Linked DNA regions of Mus musculus: regions 2 and 3 are each linked to region 1. The links are chromatin loops, found by intact Hi-C in ENCODE. Cell type or tissue: heart. All regions are shown on one strand.

Region 1 (8,000 bases):
GCTGGGGTCATAGGCAGTTGTAAGCTACCTGATGTGGATGGAGGAAGTGAACTATGATTTTCTGCAAGAACGGCATCTGCTCCTAACCAGTGAGTGAGTCATTCAAAGATCAAACCTGGCAATCCAGGGCAGGCACCGCGAGGATGCCCATCCCAGGGACCTGAGCAATCCTTTGCCGCCTATACCTCAAGATCGTCACCAAGGTTCTATGGGATCCTGTGAATATCTTCTCTACCCTTGCCCATGAAGGGACTTGATAAGCCTCTACCAGGAGAAAACAAATGATAGTTTCTTAGTTACCCAATGCCATATCTTCAGGACTGAGGACAAAATTGACCAAAAGAATACTGATTGGAAAAAAACAAAAACAAAAACGGTTTTTCTTCTTTTAAGTGTCTGTCTGTGTGTGTGTGTGTGTGTGTGTGTGTGTGTGTGTATGCACTGGAGTGCTAGAGATCAAGATCAGGGTCTCCTACAGATTAAACACACTATTGATCTACGCGATAAGCTATAACACACGTGCCCTGATGTTTTATTCTTGGTGAAGGTCACATGATCTGAATTCCATTGCCATTTGAACTCAAAGGCAGAGGCAAACACTTCTGCCCAGACCTGCCCATCCTAAGAGCTAATAGAATTATTGTCTGGACATGGGCAGGCCCTGGCCTGCCCTCCTGGAAGATCACCCTTTTCTGCAGTCACAGGAAGGACACGGAGTTCTCTTTATGTAGGCTGTCTCCCCAGAATAACTCTGAGCATACACACACACACACACACACACACACACACACACACACACACACACAGAGCCCTAATTTAGTACAAGCCAGAGTTTATTCCACACTTCCTAGGCCTGATGATACAAAAACAGGCCTCGGAGAAGAGCACAACTGTTTTTCAAGGTGTTCAGGACCTGCTTGCTTCCAACCCCAGAGAGGCAAAGATTTCCATTTGCTCCCACCCAGCCTCTCTCCAGCAGCCTTGTCTGCTGGCTGGCCTCCCCCATGCCTGCTGACCATGCTTCTCTGGTGATTTATGCCTGCGTGACACAGCAAGGGCAAATCAAATGCAAACCCAGCCAATGCCAGGGAAGGGTGGGGAGGCCTCAAAAGCCAGGGCAACCAGGCTGTGTTTAGTTTTTGGGTTTTCTGTTTCTAAGTGACATTTAACTGTAACTGTCATAAAAGTAACCAGTGTTCCCTAGTGAAACGGGAGCAAAGAAAGAAAAATGCAGAGATAGAGCCATTGTTCATGTCCCTACTTCATAAATCTGCCTCCCCTTCTACATAAAGGAAGTGGGTTCTATGTTTGAATGGTACCACAAGTGTGCCCATACATTTTTAAATGCCCAATCCTATGTGTAAAATTGAAAGAAAAAAGTCTTCCTTTACCAGTGAGGCCCACCGCATTAAAAGCAAACAAACAAAAAAAAACCAACAAAAACAGAACAAAACTAAACTGGTCTGGATTCTTCCAGATCTTTTCCTATTCAAACATATAGGCAAATAAAGCTAGACGCCTCACTCTCAGAACACCCTAAGATAGGAGAAGAGTAATTTCATGGATTCTGCTAGTCTTTATAAAAACTGTCCTGGGGTAGAGAGGTGGTTCAGCTGGTGAGAACACTTGTAGCTCTCAAAAAGGACCCAGGTTCAGTTCTCAGGACCCATGTAGCGGTTCAAAACTGGAAACCTCCAGTTCCAGGAGACCCAGACCCGACATCCTCTTCTGACCTCCACAGGCAACATGTATGTGTGTGGTACACGCAGACAAAACACTCATGAAGTAAATTATCTTTAAAACAAACAACAAAAAAACTGCTCTAGCCATGCAGCCCAGGCTGGTCTTGAACTAGCAATCCTGCTTCAGCCTTTTTTTTTTTTCTTTAAACTTATTTATTCTTTTTTTGTATATTTTGGATATTTTCTACATAGTGAGCCAGCCACTTTTAAATTTTTGTCTGGATGTATGTCTGTGTACCACAGCAGATGCTTGGTGTCAGCAGAGGCCAGAATAGGACATCAGAGCCACTGGAGCTGGAGCCACAGCTGTCACCAACCATGTGGGTGCTGGGAAACTGATCTTGTGGAGGAGCAGCCAGTGTCCTCAAAGGCTAAGCGATCTCTCAGCCCTCGGCCTGAGTTCTAAAATTACAGGCATGTGCCACCCCATCCAGCCCCATACATAGCTGGGTTTGCTGTTGTATTTTAAATGTGGGCACCTATTCTAATTTCTTTTTTAAATTACAGCAATTTATTTTGTGTATGTGCATGTATGTATGTTGAGGCTGGACAATATCCTGCAGGAATTAGTTATCTCCTGCTACGTGAGTCCCAGAGATGGACTCGGGATTATGTGTCAGGCTTGGCAAATGGCTTTACCTCCTGAGCCATCTTATCAACACCTCCAATTTCTTTTGCATGGTGCATAATCTCTTTACCCTTAGGCATATAGCTGAGAGTGGAATCGCTAGGTTCTATAGGAGCATCTGACGGGTACCGGAAAACATACTCAGTGTCATTATCTATTTGGAAAGTAGACACTGAAAATATGGATCTAGCTGGGAGTGGTGGTACAGCTCCCTGTGCTGTGGGGCTGATCTTCCAGAAGGGCAGGCCAGGTGGGGCACACATCCTTCGAGCTGTCATGCTGGGCAGCTCCAGGACAAAGCACTCGTCTTTCTGAGTTCATGTGGCAACATGGGATCTTAATCAAGAAAATCAAACTTGTCTGGTGTGGTGGTGCATGCCTGTAGTCCCAGCACTTGAGAGGCAGAAGCACTGGTCTGCACAGTGAGTTTCCACAACAGTCAGAGCTGTGTAGAAAGATCCTGTCTCTTAAAAAGAAAGGGGATGGGGGGGGGGAATCAAATGTTTTGCGGGGAATGTTCATGCTGACAACAGTCTGAAGTCCTGACTTCCCCTGGGAGAGCAGGTTTACTGCTCTCAAACACCAAAGAGCCTACAGGACACAAGAGATCTGCATAGACCCAGATCTGGGCTAAACCATGCCTCTGTATAACCTTGGAAAAGCCACTTTCCTAGCCTGTTCCGTGTGCTAAGTGGAGGACAGTTAGGAAGGTTGTGAGGAATGGTATGAGGAGTACTCTCGCCTGTGTGCAAGGTCCTTTTGTTACCAGTAACACACTACTACAGACCGTCAGATGCTGTGATAAGACCCATGACCAAAAGCAACCTGAGGAGGAAAGGGTTTATTTCAGCTTACAGCACACAGTCAGTCCATGAAAGGGGCATTTGACCCAGACATAAGGATTGGGACCCACAGGTTGAGAACCACTGGCTGAGACTTAAGCACACTGGCTGTGCTTCAAGAAGGCCTGGTTTTAATTCCCAGCACACACATGGCAACTCACAACTGTAATCCCAGTTCTGGACAACCAGACACTCTTAGACAGACATGCAGACAAAGCGCCCATACACATAAAATAAGTAATTTTTAAAAGGTGGATTTTTGGCTCATGGTTCTGGAAGTACAAAGTGTAGAGGATGTTTCTGGTGTTTTTGCTGGTACAACTTCAAGGTGGTTCAGGTCTTCAGGTCTTTAATCTGAAAGCCCAGGCCAGACAAGCCTGTGGCAGAATAGATATTATGGTGTTTCTCCTGTCAGTAAGTCTATTAACAGTTGCTTTATTAAATGAAATAGATCACACCCTTTCCTAACTGTGTCCCTGGGCAAGATACATTCTTTATAAGTCTCAGTCCTATGATCTGTACAATACAGCTAGTCGTGCCTGCATACCTTATATAGCTGACTGCAGCTGGATGGACAAATAGCTCAAAATGTGCAACTGTTTAGATTTTTACTCTAAAGTATACGGTGAGATATGACCTCAAAGTACACATGCCTGCCTCCACTGGTTTTCAGTCTTTACATCTTCCAAGGGCTACCTTCCTTCCATGCACTGCACCAGATTTGAGTTTTGAGAAAGGGCTTCACCATGTAGCCCAGGCTGGCCTTGCTTTTCTGGGGACTGCAGAGGTCTACCACCATGCCCAAGTTCCCACCCATTAAGCACTATGTGCCAGGCCCTAGGCTCAGAGTTAGGAATACTGTGATTTTTCCCTCCAGAGAGTCCAGGAAGGCTTGACAAAGATTTTTCTTTTTTGTTTTTGTTAAGACAAAGTTTCTCTGTGTAACAGCTCTGGCTGTACTGGAACTCCCTCTGTAGACCAGGCTGGCCTTGAACTCACAAAGATCCTTCTGTGTCTGCCTCCTGAGTGCTGGGATTTGCCACCACCGCCCGGCCCTGATAAAGTTATTAATTAAAAATTATAGAAATAGTTGGAATTGTCAGGTAGGCCGAACTGTATAAATTTAAACCGAATATATGTTTATATACAAATATTAAATTTAAACAAAAATATATAGGTTATATATTAAATATTTACATATACGTGTATAATTTTCTATACTTATATTTATAAATTTATATGTAAATATTAAATACATATGTGCTTACCATGAATTTGGATTCTTTATGAGTTTTTAACACAATTTTTGTTGTTTTGCCCCCTCCTGCTCCTTCGTTACCCCTCCCTCTCTTGAAAGTGTTAAATTTCTTCAAAATTATGTCATGAAATCCTTAAGATTTCCCTTTTTTTTTTTTTTTTTGAGACAGGTTTTCTCAGTGCAGCCCTGGAACTCACTGTGTAGACGACCAGGCTGGCCTTGAACTCAGAAATCCGCCCGCAGTCTGTCTTCCAAGTGCTGGGGTTAAGGGTATGCGCCACCAGACACACAGCATGAAATCTAACGTTAGACCCAGGTGTCTAGGAAGCGTTCAACAGGCGGGGGAGCCAGAAGACAACACGGCGGCTGCATGGAGGTGATGGCCACCCGGGGACGGCCACGTGAGCCCGGGCGTGCGCCCCGTGCGTCAGTCCCGCCCCAGCCCTGGTCCCAGCCTCCAGCCTCCAGCTCCAACCCCAGCGGCAGCAGCCCCAACTCCAGCCCGTGCTCGGCTCCAGCGCTCCGACGTCTTCAGGCGCCCCACTGCGGCTGCGGGCCTGGCTCTCTGTCGCCTGCGCTTTGTACCGGGGATTCTCCTCCCTCCCTGCACCCTGGAGCGCCCGGCCGCCAGCCTTTGCCAGCTCCTTGGGATCCTTGCGGCCGTGGGCAGCAGCTGTCGCGCCTGCCACACTGTGGGAGGTAGGTGACGGGAAGATGGGGAGCCCGCGCGTCCCGCTGCAGCAGCCCCCCGAAAGGCCACTGGGGCGCTTCTCTGGTTGCAGAGCTTCCCCCGAGGCTCAGTGTTTGCGTCTGTAAGGAAGGAAAGAAAGACGTTGGCAAGCGGTGAGCGCAGTTCTGGTTGCACCAGGCAGCGCACGCGGGCCTCCGCCCGGGTCTCCTCTGTGCCTCGGCGAGCCCGCCTGTCCCCCTGAAACGCCCAAGTAACATTTCCCCTCGCCGGGTTCCCCACACTAGAGGCCTATGCGGGCCTCAGTTCTCGGAACCTCGAGGTCTGAGCTGCATACGCCCTTGCAGCATTGTTGGTTGAGGGAGTTGGGGTGTTGGCAGGCGTTGGAGACTTGTGCGCCAAGGGGCTGAGCATTCGTATGCAGTTGGTGGCGCGGGGGCGGGGACCTCCTGGGTGAGCCCTGGGCCAAAACTAGCTAGTGTCGGCTAAGGGGATTGCGGGAAACCTGCCCAGCTGCGCCCTGTGTGTGACTGATCGCGTGCGTTTCGGAAGAGTGAGATCTGACTTGGGAATTCTCCTTGGGGGAGTATTTCTGCGTCCTCCGCGATGAGGCGCTCCCTGGCTTGGGACCACTGAACAGATATTACGGAGGAGAAAGCCGAGGTCCAGAGTGGACCCCAGATCCTCAGAGGCCAGGTAGGGAATGTAGAGTAAGTAAACAAGGATTGTGAGTGTAGGGGTTAAGAGTGAAGTTTTGGGAAGACTTCCCGGGGAAGGTGCTGTTTGCTCTGTGAGGAGGACGAAGCCAGTGGAGGGAGTGGGTCCAGGCCGTGTTCAAACCCCGACCTTAGACAGCTAGCTCTTCACCCCTCTCTGCTGCGGCAACAGTTCCTGGGAAAGGAAGGCTAGCGGGGAGCGACTCCTTTGTTCCAAAGAACTGGGTTCTTTTGAGAGTCTGAGCGCGTTAGGCGTGACTTTCCTGAATGGCTCATGCCACGCTGTTTCACAAACATAGTATTTTCAAACCTTTTACCCTGCACTGATCAGACTCGCCCCAAGAGATCTTGTCATCCACAGCTGGCAGCTGTTAATTCCCCCCTGGGAACGGCCTGTAGGAACCTAGGGGTGCACGGCAGGATCGAGTTGTTTTTAGGGTTCCTTCTCTACCTTAATTTCTATTGTGAAGGAGAAAAACTTCAGGATCAGGCACAGCAACCAAGTAGCAACAGCCTTTAGGAAGGCTTTAGTTGGTGAGAGAGGCAGCTGCAGGAATCAGTTACCTCCAAGTCCCAGGGTGCCACCGGGTCTACACCTGGGATGATCCTGGGTTTGAGCCTTAAAAGCTTGTTGGATGAGGGCCTGTGGGGGGGTGGGGGAGCATGGCCGGCTCAGAGGGTGAGAACACTTACCTCTGAAGTGAAAGGGGAAAGAGCTGTAAGATCATGGGGACTCGGTTGCCCTGGCTGAGTGGCTCACCCGTGCCACACCATCTCCTGGGCATCCAGTGTGCTCTTCTGACTTCCACAGTCACCTTCGTGTTCACACACACACACACACACACACACACACCAAATTAAAGAGTATCTGACTAAACTCTTGCAACCAGGGTCTACAGGTACAGACTACAAGGCTTCGGAGAAAGAAAAGGGTTGAGTCAGTCGCTGCAGTACGGTAACATTTCACAGGCTGAAGAGTCAGAGGTGAGTGAGTGAGTGCGGGGCTGTGGTTCTATCAACAGCTGCCCCCTGCATGGCTTGCTTGCCGGCCTCCGATTGCTGGACCACACTGGAGTTTCCTTGAGGAGCTCTGCGGGGAGGTGCCCAATTTGCATTTCTAAGAAATTCTCAGGGGAGGTTCCTAGCTGCTCCTGGGTGTTCTAGTTAAGGAAATAGAGACTACTGTTAGGCAAGTCACTGAAGTCCTCCGTTCCTCAGCTTTCTCCCCAGTAGAAAGAAGCAAATAGCACCTGCCTCCTGGGAATGGAAGGCAGCTCCGAAGGAGGGGCTGTGTCAATAGATGTGAAGGAGGACAAGTTGGCAATAGATTGAGTAAGGAGAATAGCTTGAGACAGGTGACTGAGGGAAGGCACAGTGTCCTGCGATCCTGGGTCAGGTGATGGAGCCCCTGTCCTTTCTGAAGCTCAGAGAAGGTGCTCTGTGATGCTGTGGAAATGTCATCAGCCCGCCCTGGTCAAGGTGTGAAAAGTGAGCCGATGAGTGGGCCGATGAGTGGGCCGATGAGTGGGCCGATGAGTGGGCCGATGAGTGGGCCCGGTCGTGGTGCAGAGTTATTTGGGCCACAGTTCATATGCCTAAATGCAATCACGTGGTCTCACTAAGTTGCGGGAGATGCTGGGAGACACGGTCTCTGGCTGGGCCAGTAGAGGCTGCTCTAGATAGCACCCAGCTTGTCTATGATGCCCTGAGCACTGGACTCATTTCTCAGTTTCTTTGGAATGAAAAACCAGCACTGGGGATGTGGCCTGATAGCATGCTTGCCAAATAGGCACAAAACCCTGGGTTTCACCTCAGCACTTCATAAACCATGCCCCCTATCCCAGAACTAGGGAGGAAAGAAGCAAGACAGTCAGAAGTTCAAGGTCACTGCCTCGACATAGGGAACTGGAGGCCAGCCTGCCTATGAAAGACCCTGTCTCAAAAGAAAAGCAAAAAACACAGATAAGCCCATAAGTAAAGCTTAAGAATCTAGCAGTGCTGGAGCAGTGCACATCTCTAATCCCAGCACTTGGGAGGCAGAGGCAGGCAGATCCATGAGTTGGGGCCAGCCTGGTCTATATAGCTAGTTCCAGGACAGCCAGGGCTACACAGAGAAACCCTCTCTT
Region 2 (8,000 bases), 190 kb after region 1:
TGTCATAGCTATTAATGTCAGGGGAATTCTTGCAACAAAGTCAGGGTGGTTTGTAGTCTTTGTCAGAATTTAGTGTGGGGTGGGGGCAGGAGAATTGCTAATCTTGTTATGGTTATTTCTCTGAGAACAGCTAATATTGTTTTGGTAGCTGCAGGCTTAATCATTTTGACTGCTAAAACTAGGTTTTTACATTTGTTTAGTCAGCCAGCTTCCTTATCTGGCTCTGCACTTGGCCTGCTAGTACAGTTTGGAAAGTCCTTTTTGAAGGGGGAAGTTACTGGGTGGTCTTGAATTTAATTTGGATATTACAGACTTTAGTGCAGGCATACATTTTTTGCAACCTAGTTTTAATAAGAGTTCAACCTCTCCTCTAGCCCACCACCCAGCAGAGGCAGTGGAAGAGAAAAGTTATTGGGATACCAGGGAATTGGATCTGTTCAACAATGGTTCTTTGGAGGTGAGCTCGATCTTCTTCCTCAGCAGTTCAGTCCTGTAGTAAACATCAAATACGACTCAGCAGCTGCAGACCCATCTTCTAGGCAGGCAGAACTAGCACTAGGCAGTTCTAGCACATGAGAACTGGCAGCCACAGACCAATACTTTTGGCAAGGAGACAACAGGCATGAACCAGCAGCTGTAGTTCAATCCCGAAGAAACCGCCAGACTCACCAACAGGCCAGAGGCAGAGCCCCAAAAGTGGCAAGCTACTGCAAGAACCTCACAAGCAGTTCTTTGGTGAGTTTCTCTCAATGGCATTGTCACCACAAGTTGAGCTCAACAATGCTATGTAGTTAGCAAAGAATAGTGAGGCAGAGCAAACCAAACCAATGCTCAGTGCTAGTCTTCCACTGTCAGTGAGGTCCATATTTATACTCCTTCATCATGCGTCCATTTACATGTCTGCTCCAGCAAAACATCCTTTCACCTGTGTCTGCTTCAGGAAAACATTATTCCACATGTCTGCTTTAGCAAGGCATCCTTTCACTTGTGTGCCCCAGCAAAACATCATTTGACATAACCAACTTTCTGAAGAAACTAGAAGGTTCCACTTCACCTTAGGGAGATAATTAAGATCCAGATCATAAACTGGGTGGTGGTGGTACACCTTTAATCCCAGCACTCTGGAAGCAGAGGCAGGTAGATCTCTGAATTCTAGGGCAGCCTGGTCTACAGACTGAATTCAGGACAGCCAGGGCTATACAGAGAAACCCTGTTTAGAAAAGCAAAAAAATGAAACAAAAGTTCTGAAACAAATAATTTGCTAATCTTAGTTTTTAGAGGCGTTTAAAACCACATGGTTTTTGTTTTTGTTTTTAGATAGGATTTGTCTCATTTAATTTAATACACATTTAATATGTTGGGCCAAACATACCTTTTTCTGAAGGTGTACCAAAAATTAAGAAGCTTAAAAACATTTGTCTATGGGCTGAAGAAATGTGTCTGTGGGTAAAGTGACCCTCTGCTTTTGATGAGTTTAGATTCCCAGCATTGGTGGTATGGTAGAGAATGTATGTAACCTTACCGTGTGTGTGTGTGTGAGTGTGTGTGTAAAACCCTACTGTGGGAGTGTGGCAGATCATTGGAACTTGCTGATCAGCCACCTCATCTGTGCTGGGTTCAGTGACAGACCATGTCTTAAAAAAAAAATTATGGATTATGATGGGGGAATGTAGCCATTCTTTTGGCTACTTTGTGAGTTTCTCTTCTACCCTTTCAACTTCCTAACAGTAGATATGAAAGAAGAAAGGAGAGAGGGGAAAAGATGATGCTATCATTAGACTACCTCTAGCTGATCAGGGGCATCAGGGCCCTTGGGACAAGTTTGATCTTTGCTGTCAGGATATTTAATTTCTTGTTGTTATTGTTTCTTCTTTGTGCATGCTAATTAACAAACTGCAACCAACAGCAACCAACCCAACAACTCATTTATTAGGGCTCAAGCATTTATATACCCTCTGAAGAGTCTTCAGAACTCCAAATGTCTCACAGTCACAGAAACTATCTGCAGCTGGCAAAACAGTGCCCCTGCTAGAGCATGAGGCAAATCATAGCTGCTATGGACAATCTGAAACAGCCCCACATCCCACACATGGGTTTAAAACAAAACATATTCTCATAATATTTATGTTTTTTTAAATAGAAACCAAAATTCTTACTATAGGGGAGGACACCCGAAGTCAATCTCTTTCACACATACATACATACACACCCACATGCATGTATATACAAAAAAACTGGAGAAAAACATTAAATTACAGGAGTCCTTTTAGACTATTAGCTCCACAAGGAGGCTACAATGGTTTTAAGTCTTCTGCAAATCCATGCCTCTAGCTTTCTGTGGTTTTTCTTCACATTGTACTGTGAAGTTGAAAAGCAAATCTCAAGTTAGGAGTGGCAGCACATTCTTGTGATCCCTGTGTTTGTGAGGCATAGTCAGGATGATTGTGAGTTCAAGGCCAGCTTAGCCTGTATAACAAGGACTGATGAAAAGGAAAGGAGGGTTAAAGAGAGGAGAAGAAAGGGGAGGGGGAGGTAAGGGAAGAGTTAGGGGAAGTTGCTTAAGAAACAAGCTGCTTGCCTGCATGACCCAGCCACAATTTCTGGTAATAGAACAGAAACCCAGGCTAGACACTCAGGGTCAGCAGGCACAAGGATAGCAGGTATGTGACTCTTGAGTGTTAATACCTACATTTCAAAGCCACATTGGAAAGGATATTGCCTCATCTTTGGCTTTCTGTATTAGGGGTGTCTCTTGCTATTCCCATCATGGATAACTGAGGTTTTAATGTACAGTAGTGACATCCTAGTAGCAGGCCTGAGGGCAATCTGAACTTCTGCTTAGTATATTTACTCTTGCAGCTTTCCTTCCTCCTGATTTGTAATTCAGGAAGCTGAGAGGAGAGACAGCAAGGCTTCTTGGATGGATCGAAAAGCCAGGAGCTGGGATACCACCCTCTATAAAAAGGTTTGCTATCATATTTGCTTCTTCATTTGCTTATGCTGTGCTTTGCTTTCTTCCTGTGCTTCCTAAATGTAAATCACACTTACACAAGTAGTTTGTGATTATAGAGTAGTTTGAATGTGAGGGTAATTTATTTTTTTAGGTGAGCTGCTCAGGCATAAAGCAAAATTTGGTAGGTGTCTTAGCTGTCAAGTTCACCCCAAATTCTTCAGATCCTATCAGATGTATCTTTGCTTCTTGTTTAGAGGATACATTTAGGATTGAAGTCTTGGAGCTGTGGTTAAGCAAGCTTAATCTTAGGACACAGTTTTCTGTATCCTTTGTCTTTAGAAATGAAATATGCCCGTTTATGCACTCTTGTTGTATCTCCTCTTTACTTAAAAAGGTGAAGACTCTGGTTTGATACAGAAGAGCTTTATTGGAACTCAAAGAGGGGACATAATACAGTCATTTACATTCACTATTATAGCTTCTTTTAAGTATGTTGGACCAGTACTTCTAGAAAGTTGAGCTCAATTTAGTAAGGTATAGTCTTGGGTTTAACACCCAACTTGGAGAGATGTCAGGGAATATACCAGAATGAGAGAAGACAAAGTATTTTGTTATATTCTATGCACATTAGGTAACAAAATATTCTTATTAACGAAAGATGGTAAATAGATACTTTAACACCTAAGGAGTTTGTGATAAGGAATGCCATTTCTCATCCAGGGGTCATTATTTCATAAACGGAAATCTCTTCAGTGTAGTGTGATGAAATTAACGTAAAGATAAATTTGTTTTATAATTAATTTAAAATTAATGTACAGAATCTGTCGCTGTCAAATGAAAAGCATATTCTAACAAACCTAGGAAGGTGTGAGTAGCTGGGCTAGGAAATATGCTGTAGCTTAGTAGCAACAGTTGAGACACAACGACATCTCATGACCCTCATTTTAGAAACATTGGGCTTCTTCCTGCTATAAATGATCTAAGAAATATCTGGCTAAATCTCCCCAGACCGAGCACATTTTAAGAATGTCTGGTCCAACTTCTATCAGCTTGAGAAAACATGGCAGCCAGGACTAACTTGCAAGGAAACATGGCAGCCAGGACTAACTTGTGGCCTTCGTTGTCCAGCAGATGCTATTTTCCATCACATTTCGTTGAGTGCTCCAGGAGCAACAGTTTCCAACAAAGGCAGAGCTTTCACTCATGAGGGCTTCACTAGACCTGTGACAGCCGCTTCTCAGGCTTGGGAACACCGGGACTGGGAGTGGCGGTGGGATTCTTTCCCCCTCGATTCTCTGCTTTGCAGCTATCGGGTGGCTTTTGGAGTTGGGAGTCAGGTTCGCTGACCCCAGATGGAAATTATTAAATAGACGGTCAAGACTGTAGCAAGAAGGGCAGCGCGGGTCTATCGAATAAACCTGGGTCTGTGTCAATGGGAACAATTAGGTCAAAGGTGTAATCGAGGGGCCCACAGGGTAGTTACTAAGGCAAGACAAGCCCGGAAGTCCTGCAGACCCCTCCTCGGAGGGGCCAGACTCTAGTAGCCCCTTTAGGAAGTCTCCCCCGGATCTTCCGCCATTATGAGTCCAGGCGGCGCCACGGAGGACGTGCACGCCCTCTCTCCCAACTCCCGGGCCTCCCGGTCTCCGCTCATTGGGCAGGGAGGACGCCCCTCCTGCGTTTGTACGTGCACCGGGTGGAAACACGACCTGGAGTCGTTGGCGTTCCGGGCTGGGAAGGGCCGCGGGGGACGTGAGAAGGCCGCGCGCCTGCCGCTCCTCCCCCGCCCCCCCTCCCGCGCCATCTCCCCCTCCCTCTGCCTCGGCCCCGAAGGGGGCTGCACGGGCGACTTGGCGGCGATGGCTCGAGCTCCGGCGGCGACGACGGTGGCCGGAGGCGGCGGCTCCTCCTCCTCCTCCTCCTGGGCTTGGGCCCGGCGGTGATCCGAGCTGGCGGCCGCGGCCCCCCGATGAGACTGTTGGCGGGCTGGCTGTGCCTGAGCCTGGCGTCCGTGTGGCTGGCGCGGAGGATGTGGACGCTGCGGAGCCCGCTCTCCCGCTCCCTGTACGTGAACATGACTAGCGGCCCCGGCGGGCCAGCGGCGGCCGCGGGCGGCGGGAAGGACACGCACCAGGTACTGGGCCGCAGCCCTGCGGAGCGGGGGCGTGGCGCGGCGCGGCGGGGCGCTCGGCCTTCCCGCGCTCGGCCGGGCCATTGTGCGGGGCGGCGCGCTCGGGCCTCGGCCCCGGCCTCTCACAAACTTTTCCCGGCCCGGGCGCTGGCCCCACGGCGCCTTTTGTTCGGCGGCGCGGGCGGGGGACAGCCTTTGCTGCCTGGCTCCCCGGGCCCCAGCGTGGGCGCCCCGAAGCCCCGCATTGTTCCCAGGCCGGCGGCGGCGTCCGCGTCCGCCCTCAGGACCCGAGCAACTTTGGGTAGGGCCACCCAACTGGCACTGGGGCCTGAGCAGAAAACTGCCCCAGCTCTCACCCAGCCAGCCTTCCTCTACCCCCCCGAGGGACAAAACCGAAAGCCGGTCTCTTTTTGTCTGGCCGAATCTCTGGATATACAAAGGGTTCTAAAGACATTAAACTGGGCCTCGTGAACATTTCGGCTGACATTTCCCCGAAGCACTTAAAAAAATGTGTTTGACAGGTCTGGGCTCCCAGCCTAGGAACTCTCCTCCCCCTCTGCCTATGAGACGTGTCCTTTCAACTTGGGTTTAGTGAGCTGACCAGAGAGGTTGGGATGAGGAGGAAGATGATGCAAGCTTTAAACGGAGAGGTTTAAAAAATCTGAACTGTTCAGCAGTGAATTCTTGTAGCTAATGAATGGATTGTGAGCCGTGGGGGTTCTACCGGTTGGATGGGGTTGGATGGTCTTTTCATTAGCTATTTGTACCACTTAAAGAAACATGCATGGGTCAGCTGTTGAATTAAGAGGGAGGTAGTTTGCATTTGACCGTAAGTAGTTTGTGGTTAACCTTGCAGTCACAGAAGAGAAGCCTTTGAATTTAGACAAACTTTGCGCTTTTTCTAAAAGCCTGAGTTTAGTATGTCTTGCTTTTACAGAGAGATGTAAGGAATGATTCCTTGTGTTATTTGGACCTCACCTTTTTATGTATAACAGCATTAAGATTTTATTTGCTATTAACTGGATTGTGTTGTTTTTTTTATGGTGTTGGGATGGAACCCAGGTCCTGGAAACTGTTCTACCCTGATCAATACTCAGACCTCATTTTCTATTTTGGAAGGAATCCTCGATTTTCATTATTTAAATTTACTAGTGATTGTGGCGTTTTAGATGCCCTTTTATGTAGTATTGTTAGGAGTGCGATAAACTTAGTATAACATCTTAAATTGTATAACCATGCTTATTGTCACAGACTATGTTATGCTGGCTCAGTGTCATAGAGACAACTCTGAGGTATACACTGTTAATTAAGTAGGATCAGAATGCCTCATGCCCGTGTGGAACAAGGACTTGGAAATGCTGTGTTTAACAAGCAGTGGATAGAAAAAACGATTATTCCCTATGATGAGGAATTGCGGTTGAGTCTCCCAGTTGTCGGTATTTATGATAACACTTGGGATTACTGCAGAGGCTTGATTTAGGTGCTCATAGAAATTGTGCTTATGGGATGGCTCAGTAGTTAAGAGACTGTGCTCAGTCAGCTCAGACAGCTACAGCTCAGACAGCTCACAACTCTGTAATCCCAGCTCTTGCAGGATTGGATAGCTCTGGACTTCTTCAGCACATGAGCGTGTGCAGGCGCGCACACACACATGTACACACACACTATATATATTGTGACTGTAGAGCCCAGGAAGAATGATGGCAGAGGACACTATCTCAGTGCTTCTCAGCAGAGGGCATTTTCTAACTGCATACATTCATTTATTTCTGTGGTGCTGAAGATCAAACTCAGGCCTTGTAAATGCTGGGCAAGTACTGTACCACTAAGCCTCATCCATAGTCAGTTTGTCTGTATGTCTGTCTGTCAGTCCATTTGTCTATATGTAATTTTGAGACAGGGCTTTGTAGCTCTGACTGGCCTAGTACTCCTATGTAGTTCAGACTGACTTTGAACTCAAAGCAGTCTTTCTGCCTCAGTTTCCAGCATACTAGGATTACAGGTGTTCCATGACCATGCGTGGCTTGTTCTTTGTTTGCTTGTTTGTTTTTCTCTGTGTAGCCCTGGTTGTCCTGGAACTCAATCTGTAGATGAGGCTGATACTGAACTCAGAAATCTGCCTGCCTCTGCCTCTTGTGTGCTAGGATTAAAGGCATGTGCCACCTGGCTACCCTTAGTTTTTTGAGATAGGGTCTGTGTAACTCAGGATGGCCTCAGATTCAGAGTCCTTCTACGTCGGCCTCCTGAGTACCAGGATTGTTTTAAGTGTATATCACTATACTCTGCCAGACAGTATTTTTGAGGTGAATAAATTTGTTATGAAAATAAATATCTGTGAGTAAAGATGAAAATGACCAGGATGAAAGAAGTGTGTGCCTAGAGGCCGCCATGAACTAATGCAGGGTGGAAGACTGTCTTTTCTGCACTCCTGGCGGGTATATGGTTTATTTCTTTTATATTTCAGAATCCTGGTTTGCTACATAACTTTCTTGCTTGTGAAGTAGCTTTAATGGCTTCCCCTCTTCAAATTAATAGTTTTATAGAGGCTTTCTGGTGTTCATTTGGGTGTGTGGGTTCCAAGGCCAGCCGCATCTGGTTCTTTTGGAGTTTCATGAAAGAATTAAGGGCTAAACCATACTTAACCCAGGTTTTCTTGGTAGTGTTTTATGAAGGATTTATGGTGCAGGGTTCTTTGGTTAAGAGAAAGATCTGGGGTAACATTTACTCATTAAAAATTGCTATGTAGTAGTTAGAGCTAGAGATCAAGGCTTATCTTGGAAACTAAGTACCTTGGTCCAGTGTACTAGCTTCAGAACTGAGTTAAGCTTTACCTTGGTAAGAAACAAGGGCCAAACTAGTCTCACTGAGTTGAGTAGCCTTTGAAATAAGCATAGTCTCAATGTTTTTACATGGTTA
Region 3 (8,000 bases), 56 kb after region 1:
ATGCACGTGTGCACACGATGTCGTCACAGCAACGTTGCTTTCTCCCATCAGTGGATGAGGGGAATAAAGACAATGGGATGATGGAATAACGTTTGATCGGGAGAAAGAATGAAGTTCAGTCGTGCTGCAACCTATGTGGCAGGAACCAGACACAAAGACCACATGTTGTTATATCATTTTAGTCCACTTCATGTATATGACACATCCAGAGTCCACGGAGACAGAAAGTGGACCAGTCATTGCCTCAGGCTGGGATATTATAGACAGAAGGGTTTAGGGAAAGCTTGTGAGTTGTGGGATATGGTATTTCTTTTTTAAACTGGTAAGGTGTTCTGAAGTTGGGCCAGCAAGACGGCTCAGTGGGTAAAGGCACTTGTCACAACCCCTTGAGTTCAATCCCTGGGGCCTGTGGAAGGAGAGAACCAACTCCCACAAAGCTGTCTTCTGACCTTCACACGTGCATCGTGACACATGCACACTCATGCACAGTAAATAAATAAGTAAACATGATAAACATGTAGGGTTTTGTTTTGTTTTAAGACAGAGTGTCTCTGTATAGCCCCAACTGTCCTGGAACTCTTTCTTGTATACCAGACTGGTCTCAAACTCAGAGATCTCCTGCCTCAGCCTCCCTAGTGCTGGAATTAAGTGACGTGTACCTTCACACCCTGGCTAAAATTTCGTTTCTTAAATCCATGGTGGAGATAGCTGAACAAGTCTATCAGTATACCAAAAGCCATGGACATGTTCTATGGCCATCTCAGCCCAGAACTCTTACAACTTAAAAAATTGGAGATTGACAAGGGAGCCCTTTACACACACACACACACACACACACACATACACATTTGATGTTTGTGCCTTTGCTTTTTGACAGGAGACAGAGGAGAACAAGACAAAAGGCTTTGATTACTTACTGAAGGCGGCAGAAGCTGGTGACAGGCATTCCATGATTTTAGTGGCCCGAGCTTTTGACACTGGCCTGAACCTCAGCCCAGACAGGTATTGTGACTGTCTCCTGATGATGTTGGGGGTAATCTGGGCCACTAGAGATGCTTTTCCTTTCATTCAGGATGGACATGAGTTCTAGCTCTGTCTGTTACCAATCTAGTGGCCTTCAACAAGTTACTTAACTTCCCTGGCCTGTTTTTTCGTTTGGTGAAATAGGAGTAATGATAGCATCTATCGCTAGATGATCCCATGAAGGTCAAATACCTTCCTTGCAGTGCCTGACAGAGAAAGTATGCGATAGATGGCAGCTATTTTGCCAGGATCTATAAAGATTTGCTTTGGGGAAAAAATCAGAAATACTATGCAGTTCAGTATGATTGTCTATAGAGAATAGAGTTTGGGGTGGTTTTTGACTGCCTTTTTCCGCTCTTGTTTGTAAAAGTTTAGGGCTTTTCTACACCCACCTTTGCTCTAAAATAATGACCTGGAGACCGAGTATATTTATTAATAAGTATTTTGTACTATAGCTGGGCAGGGTTCACATCTGTTCTAACCATACTATGCTGCCTACTACCTAGCCATGTGTCCTGTCACCTGATCCCTTAGTCCTTGGCTGCTCCTGCTCTATTCATGTCCTCATGGAAATTCTCCTGGAAACCTCCGGGGATCCTTTCACTGGGATCAGAAGTCCTGCCTCCTCCTTTCCTGTCCAGCTATTGGCTGATCAACTCTTTATTAACCGATCAGAGGTGATGGAGAAGAAACAGTCTTTGCACAACACTGAGACAGGAGATGCTTGGCAATACCAGCGTCAGGATTGCAACCAGATCTCTGGGCACAGAAATCAGCATCTAAATACAGAGGGCACAAAACCGTCTCTCAACACTTGCTTTGATTGTGTTCTTATGATGGAGCATGGCAGATTATATCTAGGCATGGCAGTACACTAGCACTGAGTTCTATCACAGTCTGATGTGTATTTCCCATCTAAGAGGAGTGAGACGGAAGGAGGAAGCTCCGGGTACATTTCCCTAGTGGTTTTGAGGCTCTTGAAGGCACCAGCAAAACAACTGTCAGTATTCCTTTTGCAACCTTAAGGCTGAAATGCGGGGGCTGGTTTCTGCAGTGTGAAGAGTGGAAGGTGTCTGGCTTCCTCTTGGTTCCTTGGTGTGGCATGAAAGATTGTTGAATCCAAAAACAGAAATCAGTGATAGAATTGATATCATAAGCCAGGTGTGGTGGCGCATGCCTTTAGTCCCAGCACCAGCACTCGGGAGGCAGAGGCAGGTGGATTTCTGAGTTCAAGGCCAGCCTGGTCTACAAAGTGAGTTCTAGGACAGCCAGGGCTATACAGAGAAACCAAAAAAAAAAAAAAAAAAGAATTGATCTCCTAATGGGAACCATTGCTGGTTCTCTATGGATCTCACAGAAGCCTGGCTTTTCAGGAGCCTTCTGAGGTTTTCTAGAAGGAAACGAGAAGGAAACATACTTTTTCTGTATGCCCATGTTGTGATAGCTTAGCAGGAACCGTCTCTGGAGTCGAGAATCCATCTCCCATGCAGGAGAGATAGCTTAGTCAGTAGATTGTTTGCCTTGGACATGAGGAGTTAAGTTTGATCCCCTAGAACACATTCAGAAAACACTAAATGGAAATTGGTGGATCGCTGAGTTTCTTTACAAGATTCAGGTCAGTGATAGACCCTGTTTCAAAAGGAAAACAAAACAAAACAAAACACCAAGGTGGAGAACACCTGAGGAAGGACACTCATTTGTCACACACACACACACACACACACACACACACACACACACAGAGGACTTTTTCTCTACTGGGTTCCAAAGAAAAATCATGTCTGTGGCTATTCCATATCAAGCTCTTAGAGTCAAAAACTTTGGCGTGTGACATCTGGCCTCCCTGTGCCAGGTGTCTGCAGCAACAAGTGCTCTTGGAGGGCACTTTGAGAGGGTGATCCAATGTCACCGATGTGTCACCGAGAACTCCCTCACGCCTCTGCTTGATGCAGAGTGCAGGGCTCGGCTCACTGCTTCTCGGGAGGAGTTGCACACGCATGACAGGTTATGGGTTTTGTGGATGACTAAACTGTTCTGAGAAATGAAGAGACTTGCCTGAAGTCACCTACATGCTGAGTATTCAACTTTATGTCAAAGACTAAGTAGAGCCAAGGTTAGCTCCTAGACATCAACCTTGCCAGCTGAATGCTTACATCTATTTAGTCAACACTCCTTCATGGAGTCTTTGCTCCTGGCCAGGCCCGGGAAGCACAGCAGTAAACGACACACATGGCTCTTTCCTTCTTAAGGCTCATATTCTGGTGAAATAAGGCCACAAAGCCAGAGACAAGGGACTGATGGCCAGTCATTGTTCTAGGAAACTAAGTGTTTGCAGACAAACGCTGTTCTCAGAAGGGGTGGTTTAGTTGGAAGGATGCAAAGTCAGGTATGGACAGAGCTAGAGGAAAGATGTTCCAGGTTGGAGACAACAAAGGTTCAGGGGCAGGCAGGTGCTGGCTTGGGCTTGGGAGGATTGCAGCTCTGGCATGGAAGGGGGTAAGCTGGCATAGAGTAGATGGTGGAGGAAGCCAAGGCCAGGCAGTCAGGATGAAAGTCACCAAGAGCCGCTGTTCTTGGCACACTTCGGGATGCTCTAGCCCTTCTGTCGGACTTTCTCTCTGGCCTTTGGCAATGCACAGTAAATAATCCCTCAGACGGGTGACACCCAAAGAGAAGCAGCCAGCTGCTGTGTTAGCTCTGTGGTTTGTATTGTGAAGCTCTGGCTCGGACGGACCTAGGTGCCCCCTTGGCGGTTTGGCTTATGTGTGTTTCTGTAGATTAAGGAGCTGGAGATCCAGTAAGGCAGTTTCCATGTGCAGTGGAGAACAGGGCCAGCTGGCACAGGCACAGGCAGAGCCTAGGGGGCGCAGAGCCTTGTGGGGCTGGCTGACTGTGGTGGTAGATCCTGTAGTCCTAGTCCTTGGTAGGCTGAAGCAAAAGCACGGCTCTCACAGGCAAGGCCAGCCTACATAGCAGACCTTGTTACCAAATAAAGAAACAGGGGTCTGGTTTATTTCTCTTAGTTCAGATGGTTCTAGATCTGCAGCTCTCAGCCTGTGGGTCACAACCCCTTTGGGGTCAAATGACTTTTTCACAGGGGTTGCCTAAGACCATCAGAAAACACAGATATTTACATTACAATTCATAACAGCAAAATTACGGTTATGAAGTAGCAACAAAAGTAATTTTATGGTTGGGAATCATGACAACATGAGGAACTGTATTAAAGGGTCACAGAAGTAGGAAGGTTGAGAAACACTGTTCCAGAGGCTTCGGCATTGTCCCTTTCTGCCACTTGGGTAAGGGGAAGCGTAGCAGGGACACTCTCCCTGCAACGTCTAGGCCATGGGGTACTTAGGTACAGTCCTAGATCGATGTTCCTCTCCCCCAAGGTATTCTCCTTCCATTGGTGAAAGAGCTGTGGTACTGAACCAGCTTTGTTAAGGGAAGATCCCTTAAAAATATAAGGGAAGATCCCTTAAAAACTGAGGCCAGGTGGTCGTGGCACATGCCTTTAATGCCAGCACTCAGGAGGCAGAGGCAGGTAGATCTCTGAATTTAATGCCAGCCTGGTCTATGGAGCAAATTCTAGGACTACCAGGGCTACACAGAGAAACCCTGTCTTGAAAAACCCAAGAGAAGGGAAGGAAGGAAGAAACTGGGGTTGGAGAGTTTACCCAGAGGTTAAGAGCACTTACTGTTATTCCAGAGGACTGGAATTTGGTTCCCAGCACACAATAGGATGTTCACAACCACATGTAACTCTACCCCCCCACTCCCCCCACCCCCGTGTACACTCGGGGACACATAAATCCAATTTAAAAAAAAACAAACATAAACATAAAAAGTCTACAGTGTGAAGGTGTGTCACTTAGATGTGGTGGCCTTTGGTACTATAGTTTGTAGCTCAGAGGTGGTGGTCCCCCTGGGATCCCAGGCTTGCCCTTCTCCCAGGTTTGCCCCTCCAGCTCAGTGGTCCTCTGCCTTCCTACCCCATCGCCATGGTAATATCCTTCTCCCCTCCTGTCTCCTGGCAAGGTGTCAAGACTGGTCGGAAGCCTTGCACTGGTACAACACAGCCCTGGAGACAACAGACTGCGATGAAGGCGGGGAGTACGATGGGATACAGGACGAGCCCCAGTACGCACTGCTGGCCAGGGAGGCGGAGATGCTGCTCACCGGGGGATTTGGACTGGACAAGAACCCCCAAAGATCAGGTGAGGCCCACAGACCTTCCCTGGGGCAGGATAGGGCTGGTGAAGGTCTATAGTTCTCATCCCACTGGGATTAGGACAGGTTACCAGATATGTCACTTCCACAGTAGGGGACTCTATGGACCTGGTATGTAGATGAACATTTTAATTTTACTTTGTCATATTTTATTTTATATATGAGTGTTTACCTACCCATGTGTGCCTGGTACCCTCAGAGGCCAGAAAAGAGTTGGATCCCCTGGAACTGGAGTTACCAGGCAGTTGAGAGCTGCCGTGGGTGCTGGGAATCAAACCTGGGTTCTCTGCAAGAGCAGCAGATGCTCTAACTGCTGAGCCATCTCTCCAGCCCTGATTTTTTTTTTCCTTGAGTCGGTGTGGCTGTATAGGCTTAGCTGGCCTGGAGTTCATTGTATAAATCAGGCTGGCCAGAGATTCACCTGCCTTCTGAGTGAACAGTATGCCTAGCAAGGTTTGCTCCATTGTTTTATCACGTGGCAGTGAGGTGGAGGGGGCAGAGAGAGACCTACCTGAGGAGGCCAAAAGAAACTGTGTGACCCTGTGGAGCTGGAGCTATAGGCAGTTGGGAGCTTCCTAGCGTGAGTGCTAGGAACTCAACTCTGGTCCCCTGCTACTAACTTCTGAACCAGTCTCCCAGCTCCTTTTTAAACCTTAATTCTTTGTTTCCTTATTCATTCATTCATTCATTCATTCATTCAGAGATGGAGTCTCATGTAGGCCAGTGGACCTCAAACTCACTGTGTAGCTGAGAATGACCTTGGATCCTTTTGACTGCTCCTCCCATATGCGTGAGGACCTGAATTTGAATACCAAAGCCCACGTAAAAACAAGATGTAAGCCAGGCATTGGTGGTACTCGACTTTAATCTTAGCACTACGGAGTCCCCCTGGTGTGCAAAGAGGATTCCAGGACAGCCAAAGCTTCCCAGAGAAGCCCTGTTTTGGGGACTGGTTGGGGGAGAGCAGGATGTGGTATTTATATCTGTTATCCCAGCCTTGGCCTGGCAAAGACAAGTGGATCTGAGGGCTTGCTGGCCAGCCAGTGTAGCTGATTTAGCAAGCTCCAGGTTCAATGGCGGGGGGGGGGGGGGGGGGGGGGGAGCAGGGGGGGGGAGCCCCTGCCTCAAAAAAAAATAAGGAGACAACAAAAAGTAGGGGAGGAGGGGTCTGAGGTCATGTTGGCAACCTAAGTTTGATATCAGAACCCATGTAAGGTGGGAGGGGAGAAGTGACTGACTCCACAGAATTGGCCTCTGACCTCACACCTATACCATGGCACGTGCACCCCCCAAAACTTGAAAAAAAAATAGGGCGGGCCAGAGAATGGTGGCACATGTACTCGGGAGGCAGAGGCAGGTTAATGAATTCGAGGCCAGCCTGGTCTACAGAGTGAGTTCCAGGACAGCCAGGACTACACAGAGAAACCCTGTCTCAAAAAGCCAAAAAAGAAAGAAAAAAAAGAAAAGAAAAGAAAAGAAAGAGAAAAAAAAGGCGGGGGTTGCGGGGGGGGGGGCAGACAAAAGCATCCCAGGTCAAATTATTTGTATATAAATTAAATAAGAATACAGTCAGTCCTCCCAATCACAGGTTTTACATCCACAAAGAGACTATCCTTACTTCTTTTGTGTGTTTCTTTTGTGTGGTGCATGTACACACCACAGCACATGTGTGAAAACCAGAAGGTACCGTGGGTGAGCCAGTTCTTTCTTTCTACCATGTGTGTGAGCCAGTTCTTTCTTTCTACCATGTGTGTGAGCCAGTTCTTTCTTTCTACCATGTGTGTGAGTCAGTTCTTTCTTTCTATCATGTGGGTCCTAGTGATCAACATGAGGTTGCCAGGCTCGGCAGGAAGTGCCTTTACCTGATGAACCCTCTCACCGGCCTCTCCCAAAGATGGATTTTTTTTAAATTGCACCTGCAAAGCTCGTTGCAATGGTGCACACCTGTAAACCCAGCCCTGAGGAGGCTGATGAAGGAGATTCCAAGTTCCAGGCCAGTGTGGGCTACATAGACCCTGTCCCCAAAAAGGAAAAACTATGTGCATCTGTAGCTGGTTAGACATAGACTTTTCCTGCTACTCTTCTCTGTATTTGTCACATTTCCATCGCTGTGATAGGCTGTCCTGACAAAAACAACTTAAAGAAGAAAGGACTGATTTTGGTTTATGCATCCAGGGGGGATTTCGGCTTACAGTCCATCGTGGTGGGAAGCTTGGATCAAGAGCCGGAGACTGTCCCAGTAGTTGGGAAGCAAGATGATCCCGTGTCCTCTACACAGGAAGCAGAGAGGGAAAACAGGAAGTGAGGCAGGCCGTAAAACCTCATAGCTGACATACTTCCCCCTGTAAGGCTCCTAAATGCTCTGTACCCTTCCCAGAGACCATCACCAGCTGAGGACCGGCACTCAAGCTGTGAGCCCCTGGGGCACGTTCCATTCAAGCCACATCATTCCCTAGAGAGCACAGCACATCTCCGTGTGTGGCACCTGCATTGTGTGTGGCTGTCCAAGTAATCTAGAGATGATTAAAGCAAAGAGGAGAGGAATGCATAGGCCATATGTAAATAGGACACACTCTCTGATGCGAGCAGATTTTTCTCTGCTTCATGGATCCTGGAAACACCCTCACCCCCTCCATGAAGGGCAATTATATATTAGAATTTATGGACAGGTTTTGCAATTTTAAAAATGAGGCTGAAAATTTCATAATATTTCATCTCCCTTCACTATTATCAAACAATGCAACCTC

The links. Peaks named below come from ENCODE experiments on the same cell type or tissue, not always from the same donor. Only the 100,000 strongest peaks of a DNase experiment are listed, where the experiment ranks them.
Region 2: it touches region 1 in a loop (3-fold over the local background); 16 of 42 quality-filtered maps call a loop at or near these places.
Region 3: a loop joins it to region 1, with 2.6 times the contacts of the local background. A loop is called at or near these places in 14 of 42 quality-filtered maps.

What each region holds. Positions count from the first base shown.
Region 1 is chr7:120,837,932-120,845,931 of GRCm38, forward strand. It overlaps Eef2k (eukaryotic elongation factor-2 kinase), which reads left to right and starts at 4,900. Exons shown (of 18, transcript NM_007908.4): 1 at 4,900-5,169. It overlaps Gm36449 (a long non-coding RNA gene), which reads right to left and starts at 5,580. Exons shown (of 2, transcript XR_378468.3): 1 at 4,668-5,580; 2 at 3,196-3,589. In heart, CTCF peaks have their summits at 4,873 and 5,077; DNase peaks (open chromatin) are centred at 4,890, 5,590 and 6,240; H3K4me3 peaks cover 2,923 bases; H3K27ac peaks cover 2,402 bases; H3K27me3 peaks cover 397 bases.
Region 2 is chr7:121,029,889-121,037,888 of GRCm38, forward strand. Mettl9 (methyltransferase like 9) reads left to right here and starts at 4,557. Exons shown (of 5, transcript NM_021554.2): 1 at 4,557-5,087. The coding sequence starts at 4,923. In heart, a CTCF peak has its summit at 4,529; DNase peaks (open chromatin) are centred at 4,623 and 5,493; H3K4me3 peaks cover 3,150 bases; H3K27ac peaks cover 2,273 bases; H3K27me3 peaks cover 2,289 bases.
Region 3 is chr7:120,894,307-120,902,306 of GRCm38, forward strand. Eef2k (eukaryotic elongation factor-2 kinase) reads left to right here. Exons shown (of 18, transcript NM_007908.4): 16 at 878-1,002; 17 at 5,062-5,240. Among named protein-coding and RNA genes, the nearest start is that of Gm15774, 18 kb to the left of the region's middle. In heart, no CTCF peak of the experiment used is centred here; a DNase peak (open chromatin) is centred at 7,555; H3K27ac peaks cover 770 bases.